Regions from separate parts of the Mus musculus genome. Here region 1 is linked to region 2. A link is a loop called in an ENCODE intact Hi-C map of the cell type or tissue named here. Cell type or tissue: heart. All regions are shown on one strand. Each heading gives the region's core, and the rest is flanking DNA. Links, peaks and the distances in the headings are about the cores only.

What was found. Hi-C counts contacts between places; a loop is a spot of excess contacts. Peaks named below come from ENCODE experiments on the same cell type or tissue, not always from the same donor. Only the 100,000 strongest peaks of a DNase experiment are listed, where the experiment ranks them.
Region 1: it touches region 2 in a loop (7-fold over the local background); 4 of 42 quality-filtered maps call a loop at or near these places.

Annotation. Positions count from the first base shown.
Region 1 is chr4:107,365,000-107,369,350 of GRCm38, forward strand. Ndc1 (NDC1 transmembrane nucleoporin) reads left to right here and starts at 3,048. Exons shown (of 18, transcript NM_028355.4): 1 at 3,048-3,149; 2 at 3,758-3,878. The coding sequence starts at 3,090. In heart, for the core only: a CTCF peak has its summit at 2,415 (motif pointing left); DNase peaks (open chromatin) are centred at 2,802 and 3,012; H3K4me3 peaks cover 1,078 bases; H3K27ac peaks cover 1,042 bases.
Region 2 is chr4:107,311,650-107,316,000 of GRCm38, forward strand. Yipf1 (Yip1 domain family, member 1) reads left to right here and starts at 2,714. Exons shown (of 10, transcript NM_145550.3): 1 at 2,714-2,813; 2 at 4,114-4,193. The coding sequence starts at 4,163. In heart, for the core only: a CTCF peak has its summit at 2,216; DNase peaks (open chromatin) are centred at 2,122 and 2,692; H3K4me3 peaks cover 1,580 bases; H3K27ac peaks cover 1,569 bases.

The sequences.
Region 1 (4,351 bases), core at 1,005-3,504, 53 kb after region 2:
CCAGACCTTCAGAAGAGCAGTCTGGAAGAACAGTCGGGTGCGCTCTTACCCACTGAGCCATCTCACCAGCTCCCCAATTTATTTATTATTACATCTAAGCACACTGTAGCTGTCTTCAGACACACCAGAAGAGGGTGTCAGATCTCACTATGGATGGTTGTGAGCCACCATGTGGTTGCTGGGATTTGAACTCATGACCTTTGAAAGAACAGTCAGTGATCTTACCCACTGAGCCATCTCTCCAGCCCCGGCAAACATCTTTCAAAAGATGACTTAAGGCTATAAAAAATAGGGCACCCTGTCCAGGCCTGGAATGTTAGCACTGGGGTAAGCTGAGGCCAGTCTGGATTAATGGCAAGACTCAGCCTCAAAAGTCCAAGCAAAGCAAAGCAATGTGAGAAATCTTATAAAAAGTAAACTATCCTGACTCTGAAGACTTCATCTTTCCTGTGTAGATTAACCGCGGAGGTGAAGGCAGGTTCCTTCGGACTGCTGTGGTTGCTTTAAATACCGGTTTCCTTCAAGCTCAGTGGCTCATTTTTCCACAGTTGTGACCCTCTTCCTGTGGTCCAATATGACCCTAGTTCCCAGCCACACCCTGAATCCTGGCAGATGAATGGAGGGAGGGATTAAAAGGTGAAGACTGGCCGGGCGTGGTGGCGCACGCCTTTAATCCCAATACTCGGGAGGCAGAGGCAGGTGGATTTCTGAGTTCGAGGCCAGCCTGGTCCACAAATTGAGGTCCAGGACAGCCAGGGCTATACAGAGAAACCCTGTCTCGAAAAACCAAAAAAAAAAAAAAAAGTGAAGACTGAAGCCAGACTCGGGTGGTGAATGAATTTTATCCCAGCAGAGGCAAAGACAGGCCCATCTCTGTGAGTTCGAGGCCAGCCAGGTCTACAAAGTGAGTTCCAGGACAGCCAGGGCTATACAGAGAAACCTTGTCTAGAAAAAAAAAAACAACAACAACAACAACAAAAAAGTTTTCTCTGTGACTTGGAAAGATTTCTTCTTGACAGGTTTATTCTTGATCAACCAAGTATAATCCCAGTTTGTCTTTTGGCTCAGGTGTGATTGGTATTAATGTAATTTTGGAAGTTAATATGATATCTTAAATAAGCCAAGAAGCCATTGTTAGCAAACAGTACAGAGTATCTTGTGCCATCTCAGTTTCTCTCGGTAGCCTATGAGTTTATACAGAGTGAGCAAGACACCATGTCTACCTCTGCCTTCCTAGGGTGTTGAATGTTAGCATTGTAAAAAAGCTGTTAGCACTACTCACCTAGGTTTTTGATGAGGCCAAAAGTAATCAGAGAGAGGAATTTGAGCCAGTGAGAAGTTGTATGTGTGCATGTTTGTGTTTGTATGTGTGCACATTTGTGCATGTGGGTGTGGAAGCCAGAAGTCTACTTTGTGTGTTGTTCCTCAGGCTCCCTCCACCTTGTTTCTCCCAAGTGCCTACAGCTCAGAGTAGGCTTGGCTCACTAGCTATAAGCCTCATAGAGCTCCCTATCTCTGCCTGCTCAACACCTGCCCACCTGCCCAGCACCTGCCCAGCACCTGCCTAGCACCTGCCTAGCACCTGCCCAGCACCTGCCTAGCACCTGCCTAGCACCTGCCCAGCACCTGCCTAGCACCTGCCCAGCACCTGCCTAGCACCTGCCCAGCACCTGCCCAGCACCTGCCCAGCACCTGCCTAGCACCTGTCCAGCACCATGTTCAGGTTTTCCTCCTGGAGTCCAGGTACTGAATTCTTGTCTTCATGCTTATGTAGCTAGCTGAGCTACCTCTCCACCAATGGTAATCTTCTTTTTGGAGACAGCTGTTTCACATATTCCAGACTAGTCTCAAACTCACTAGCTAAGGATGGCTTTGAGCTTTATAGCCTCCTGCCTCAGTTTCTTGAGTGCTGCCATGTTTTGGGAGGTGCTGTAGGGTTTGGTATATATCAGGAAAGCATTTTACAACTCAGTCACACCCCAGCCTTCAATAGTTGTCTTATAGTATATAGTATTTACATCTTTACCCCATTAACAGGATGTTGTGTTTTTATCCTTATTTTACACTTGAAGAAATAGAGGCTCTGTGAGGATCAAGATGCTGCACTTAACAAGTATTAATAGCTGAAGCTAAAAACCAAAACATACCTTTCTTATCAATAAAACACTTTATTTTTAATAAAAGGAATTCAGTGAAGTTACTGAGTATTAAGACGGCAGCTTCAGTATCCTGTGGTTTCACTTTTAGAAAGATGCCATTCTGGGCTGAAGAGATGGCTCAACTCTTAAGAGCACTGACTGCTCTTCCAGAGGTCCTGAGTTCAATTCCCAGCAACCACATGGTGGCTCAGGACCATCTGTAATGGGATCTGATGCCCTCTTCTGGTGTGTCTGAAGACAGCTACAGTGTACTCATATAAATAAAATAAATGCATCTTTAAAAAAAAAAGAAGAAGAAAGATGGCATTCTGGAAGAAAAAGTGATATAACAACCTTTTCACTCCCAGTGGTTATTACAGCTTTAGTTAAAAAAAAGAAAGAAAAAAATAGAAGAGAAAGGGAGGGGCTGGGAGGTGAGTCCCGTAAAAGGCTGCTCCTCTAGAGTATCCGGGTTTAATTCCCAGTAACCACATGGCAGCCAACAACTGTAACTCCAGTTCTAGGACACCCCAACTTGCTTCTCGTTACACCGCGAGCCTGTACTTTGGAACTCCAAGTTCCAGAATGCAACGCTCCTCTTCCCCTTGGTTCTCAGGGGTCGTCGAGACTACAGTTCCCAGCATGCAGCACCGTCGCCCTTTGTTTTTGACGCCCAGATGGACCCTGCTTCGGAAGGACTTTTTGGACTCCAGAGGACGCTTCCTCGAGTCACAGCCCACCTGGAGGCATGTGGCTACGGGGAAGTTCTGGCCGGTTGAGTCTGTTCAGGCGAAGCTGCGGAGAGATGGTCTGGCGGCTTTGCAGAACCCTGCCCAGGCAGCGTACCGGGCAGCCCCAGCTGGGTCCTCCCGGGGCCTTCCTGCCTTTGAACAGTGGTGGCGGGCGGACACTCTGTCCCCGGCACGCTTGAGAGCGGGGGCCGCCATCTCCATGGCCACGGCTGCGAGCGGGCCCTGCGCCGGCGGGTCGCCGCGGGACATCCTTTGGCGCGTGAGTTAGCGAGCCGTGGCGCTCCCTGCCTCTCTGGCGGTGCCTGCGCGCTTGGCTAAAGGGGCCTGTCTTGGAGGCGCTTTAGGAATAGCGTGTAGGGATCTGACCGCCTCGGGGATTGGGTGCAAGGGTGTGTGGGCGTCCCCGAGTGGAAGTTAGGTCTGGGGTGTTGAGCTGGAGTCCGAAGTGGAAGTTTGTCAGCGTGGTTGGGATGGCCCGAATGGAAATTTGGTGGAAAAGTTGTAGAGCAAAAGGTTAGTGATTCGAGCTAATGCATAATAAATGGCTTGATTCCTTGGGCTAGGAAACGGGAAGGGCTGCTCTGTGTTGAAAGAATGTGGCCTTAGCAGACTCTGGGGTTGGGGAGACGCTAAACCGAGCATATATTCATGGTTTATTTAAGACAGCCTACTCTAGGCTTCAGCTAAGGAGAGCTCACCTCCTTGCATCCATTCTGTGTTTGGGGGGTGGGGAGTGGGCGCAAGGAGAGAAGTAAAGAGAATGCAAATAGTAGTGGTTCATGTTAATAGCCTAAATGGAGAAGCAGGATTTGCATGTCTGAGTTAGAGTAACTGACTTCTTGATTGAAGAGTTGTGTTTAATTTTAGGTTTTGGGTTGGAGGATAGTTACCAGCATCGTTTGGTCAGTAGTGCTTCTACCCGTCTGCATCACAGCCTTTATAGTCTTAAGCAGCATCAATTTATTCCACCCTATACAGTGGCTGTCAGGTAAGTGGTGATTTTTAATTACTGTCTGTATTGACATTAAAACATTACGTAAAGGCACTCACTCTCTGCATTTCTGCACTCACAGAACTGTCATTTTTGTTATATAAAATCAGTAAGTGTGTCAGGGATTATGTATGATGACAGGACAGATCATTAGAAGACTACTTATATACACAGCTAGGTGTGATGGCCCAGTGTCCTGGGAGGCAGAGGCAGGACGACCTGAGTTCAAGGCCAATCTGGGGCATATATATAGTAAATCCCTAGAGGTGCAGTAAAAAAGAAAAGGAAGCCACACAAGTATTTATCCTTTTGTCTTTTCCTTAAAAAAGGAAAAGAAAAGTTGGCTTATTTGTATTTTTCATGTGTATAAGTATTTAACTTGTATATATGTATGTTCATCACCACGTGTGTGCCTGGTGCTTATGGATCCCCCTGGAAGAGTTGCAGATGGTTGTGAGCCACCATGTGGG
Region 2 (4,351 bases), core at 918-3,417:
ACAAAACCTTGCCACTCTTAAATTGGTTTGCTTGGGTATTTGTTGCTACAGAAAGTTACCTGGCACTGTTATAGCATCTGTAAGCAAGGGGAGATTTCTTTCTCGGGTAACAGAAAAAACATTGCTTCTGCCTCTAAGGGAGACCCAAGGGAGTATGGGAGTGGGGAGTTGTGTGTGCATGGCTTTTCTACCCAAATGTCTACATCCAATTCTCAGGTTTCCACTTCTCCTGTGTGTGCTGGTACTTTGATGGAGGTGACTAAGAAACTGCCTTGGGGACTCTTTGACACTTGGCCCTCCTAGCAATAAACTGATTTTCAGGCAGCTTTTTTTTTTTTTTTTTGAAAAAAAAAAAAAAACAAAGCAAAGCAAAACAAAACAAAACATAACAAGTCTCCTTCAAAGTTTCTACAGAGACACTATGGTGTCCACAATGTGCCTTAAGATGGCAGCTGGCTGCTCTGACCCTTTTTTCTCAGGGCTTCCAATAAAGCTAAGAAAAACTAGTCTGCAGGCTAAGCACGGTATCATACAGTTTAATCCCAGCACTTTAGGGGGAAGATGCAGGGGGAATCGTTATGAATGCAAAGCCAGCCTGGTCTACAGAGCAAGACCCTGTCTCAAGCAGCGCCTGCCTCTGCTGGGATTAAAGGCGTGCGCCACTACGCCCGGCACCCAGTCTGTTTCTTAACTATTGTCAGCATTGGCCTCTTGCTCTTCCAGGGCCTCAGCACCTTGTCTTCGATGTGCATCTCTTCTCAGAGTCTTTAGGAATTGTGATGCTGCCAGCCTGCCCCTCCCCCCATGTCCCACCCATTGTATCACCAGCCATGGGGCTGCCGCTGCTTTCTGACTCGGGTGCACTGGTTCCAAAGGCTGGGTACTGGGGCTGAGGGGATGACTTGTGGGTCATAGCATGGGGACCCGAGTGCGAATCTCCAGCACCCACATAAAGGGCTAGGTATGGTTATGTGTGCCTGGAACCCCATCATTGGGTTAAGCCCCCCCAGGAGAGACTCTCAAGTGAGCATTTGCCCCTATCAGATTGCCCGTAGGCAAGTCCGTGGGGCATTTTCTTGATTGATGATTGATGTGGTGGGACCCAGCCCACTATGGGTTGTGTCACCCCTGGGCAGGTGGTACCGGGTGGTGTGAGAAGGCAAGCCAGTAAGCAGCATTCCTCCACAGTTGTGCCCTGACTTCCCTCAGTGATGAACTAGGACTGGGACGTGTAAGCCACGTCAACTCTTTCCCTGCCAAGTTGCTTTGGTCATGAAGAAGATGAGGAGCCCATAGCGAGCATTTGGGGTGGCCTTTTCTCAGGGTCTGTAGCTGGAGTAAGATCAGTGGGGGTGAGGTTAGCAGCAAATGAGCGAATGTGAGACAGAAGAGGTGTTGGGCATGCTTGCACGTCTGAGTTCATAAGCTGATGTTCATTCCGGACATTCAACAACAGTGCTCCACATGCACTCTGAGCCCAGTTACCCCCTTATATAATAAGGGCGCCCCCCTCGGGTTTGCAGCATTGTTCTGAGAGTTGGAGGTCCTGCATAGACAAAGCCCCTCCATATGAATTATATTAACTAATGTGTGTTATTACACCTGACAGCTTGCCAGTTAGGAAAACATTATCTGGAGAGACGGCTCAGTGGAGCACTGACTGCTCTTCCAGAGATCCAGAGTTCAATTCCCAGCAACCACATGGTGGCTCACAACCATCTGTAATGGGATCTAATGCCCTCTTCTGGGGTGTGTCTGAAGACAGTGGCATACTCACATACATAAAATAAATAAGCAACTCTTTTTTTAAAAAGAAAAAAAAACATTATCAATCATGACTGATATTCAGAGTATGTTAGAAGTCAAATTGGAAGTACCCTGCAGGTGAAGCTAAAGACACTGGTCTCCTTGTATGAGCTGTGAATCAAGTGTCTGCTGTTTACACTGCTCCCTCCCAGACAGCAAAAACTGTCTAGGGACCCTTTCAGTCCGTGATAGAATACTGTGAACAGTAATTGTATGCTACTGCCTTGGCTGGTACTGGCCACCCGGAGACTAGAACCATTCCGGATCTTTTTGTTCTCAGTGTTCACAGGCTGGCAAAGATAAGCAAACAGAATTCAGGCAAGCATTGCCAAAGCAGGGTGAAGCCCAGGGGATTAGCAGAGCAACAGGAGTCCCAGAGGAGACGATAGCATCCCCTATGGGCAGGGGGAGACAGTTTTCCAAGCCTGGAGGTCCAGGTAGGAAGCAAACCACAAGGTCGCTTGCCAGACTATGCCAATGTTGTTAAGTCCTGCTGTTTTCGAGGTGACTGTCAGACACCTAGGTGGTACAGCTGAGGGGCCAGCCCTCTGTGAACAGTGACAAAAGAACTTCTTTGATTCACAAGCCATCTGCTATGGTGCCTTCCTCGCTGGTTAAGTTTTCATGGCCAGAGAAACCAGGAACTGGTGACCTATTTTCTTTTTCTTTTTCATTTTTCTCTTTGCATAAGTAAAACGTATAAACAATGAGTAAAACACTCCCGAACTCCTGAGAATTCGCCCCACTTCGCCTGTCTCTTTAAGACCACCGAGAGGGCGGGACTCAGCACCGAGTTACTTGGCGCTCCGGTGTCTTCCGCGTTTTCCGAGTCTTCGCTGGGTGACCGCGTTTGCTTTAAGAGAGGAGGCGGTGCTCTGCCCGGAGGAGGCGGAGAAATCTAACACCCTCCCCCGGATCTCCGGCTTCCGGGATTGGACTGACCGGCTACCAGTGCAGAGCATCCCAGGCCCCAACCTTTCCTGGACAGTTGGACCTCTTCCTGAGAGGTGAGGGCGTCAGGGCTTCTGGGTCAGTTGGGGAATCTCCTACCCTCCCTGTCCTCTGTTGCTCAAGCATCCCCCACCACCACCCAAACCCTGTCTGTGCATCCCTAGATCCCTGACTGCAGGGTCGCTAACAGTTAAGAGCTACTAATTGCCTGGCTCTTCGCTAAGCTCCTTACACGCACTACCTTATAGAATGGTTTAGACACCTTCACGAACCCATTTTACAGATGGGGAGCCTCAAGGAGCGCACACACAGCAGAGAAACAACAGAATCGGGACTCAAACCCAGGTCTGTCTGGGACCTTAAGCCGGCTGCACTGGAATGCTTTCCCCACCACCTCTCCCAAACCCTAGGCTCCCCTTCCATTTTCTTCCATCTCCAGGCTGCATCTGGCCCCTAAACATTCACGCGGCAGCGAGTGTCCCCCGCAGCCAGTCTCTTTTTGTTGATAGGACACTCTTCTAACTCATGGTCTCCGAGCTCACCAGATAGTCTAGGATAACCTTAAACTTACTCAGTCTCCTGCCTCCGTCTCCTAGGTGCTGGGATCGCCGGCATGCACCAGATTTTGTAGGTCCTGAGTATTGAACCCAGGACTTTGTACTTGCTAGGCAAACATTCAAATGAGCTACCACACCAGCTTTCGGTTCCTCTGTAGGCTGTCCAGTGTCGCTCTGGATGGTTCTTCCCTGCACTGGGTGGATTCCGCTCACAGATGTCCTGATCACAGGCTGGGCTGGACATCCACTCACAGAGTCCTGAGTGCTTCTCGACTCTCCTGTGTTCAGTTCTCACCCGTCACATACTCTATTCCCAGGTGCAGTTCCCTTATTCTCCAGCTCACTCCTCTTCTTTAACTCCGAGAGGCTGCTCAGCTCTATACCAACTCTCTTCCTGAGCTATATTAATATAAATATCAAGTTGTATGACCTGTGATAGTTATATAAACTATCAGTCCCCGTTGAAAGAGTAGGCAAGTGTGTGTGTGGGGGGGAGGGATTGCTCAGCAGGTAAAGGTGGCTGTCCCCAAGCATGGTCCTAGTCCCATTCTGGGTCCCTAAGGTAGAAGGAAAGAACTGAATCCCATAGCCACAGAAGATAAAGAGATGGTAGTAATCATTTTTAGTTTCTGACCCACTATGTGGGGCAGGCCACCCTTAAACTCACAGAGATGTGCCTCCACAGTGTTGAGGTTAAAGGCATGCACTACCACTACAGCTGGCTCTCAAAATTCTTTTACTATGAATTCTTTTTGCAGAGTGTTCCATTTTCCTAAGCTTACATATTTCTTTGTTTTAGACCCCGGAACGTTTTCTACCTTACCCTTGGGAGAAGAGCCTCTGGCTGAATGGCAGCTGTGGATGACTTACAGTTTGAAGGTACGGCAGGCGGGCCTCCCCCTTTATCTTGTGATCACATTTTCCTCTGCCACAGCTACAAATTTTATTACTGCCACATGCCATACTGTAAAGGATTTTATTTCAATCATCTTGGTAAGAGGCTGTTGGGCACGCCCAGGTTTTTCTAGTTTGCTTAT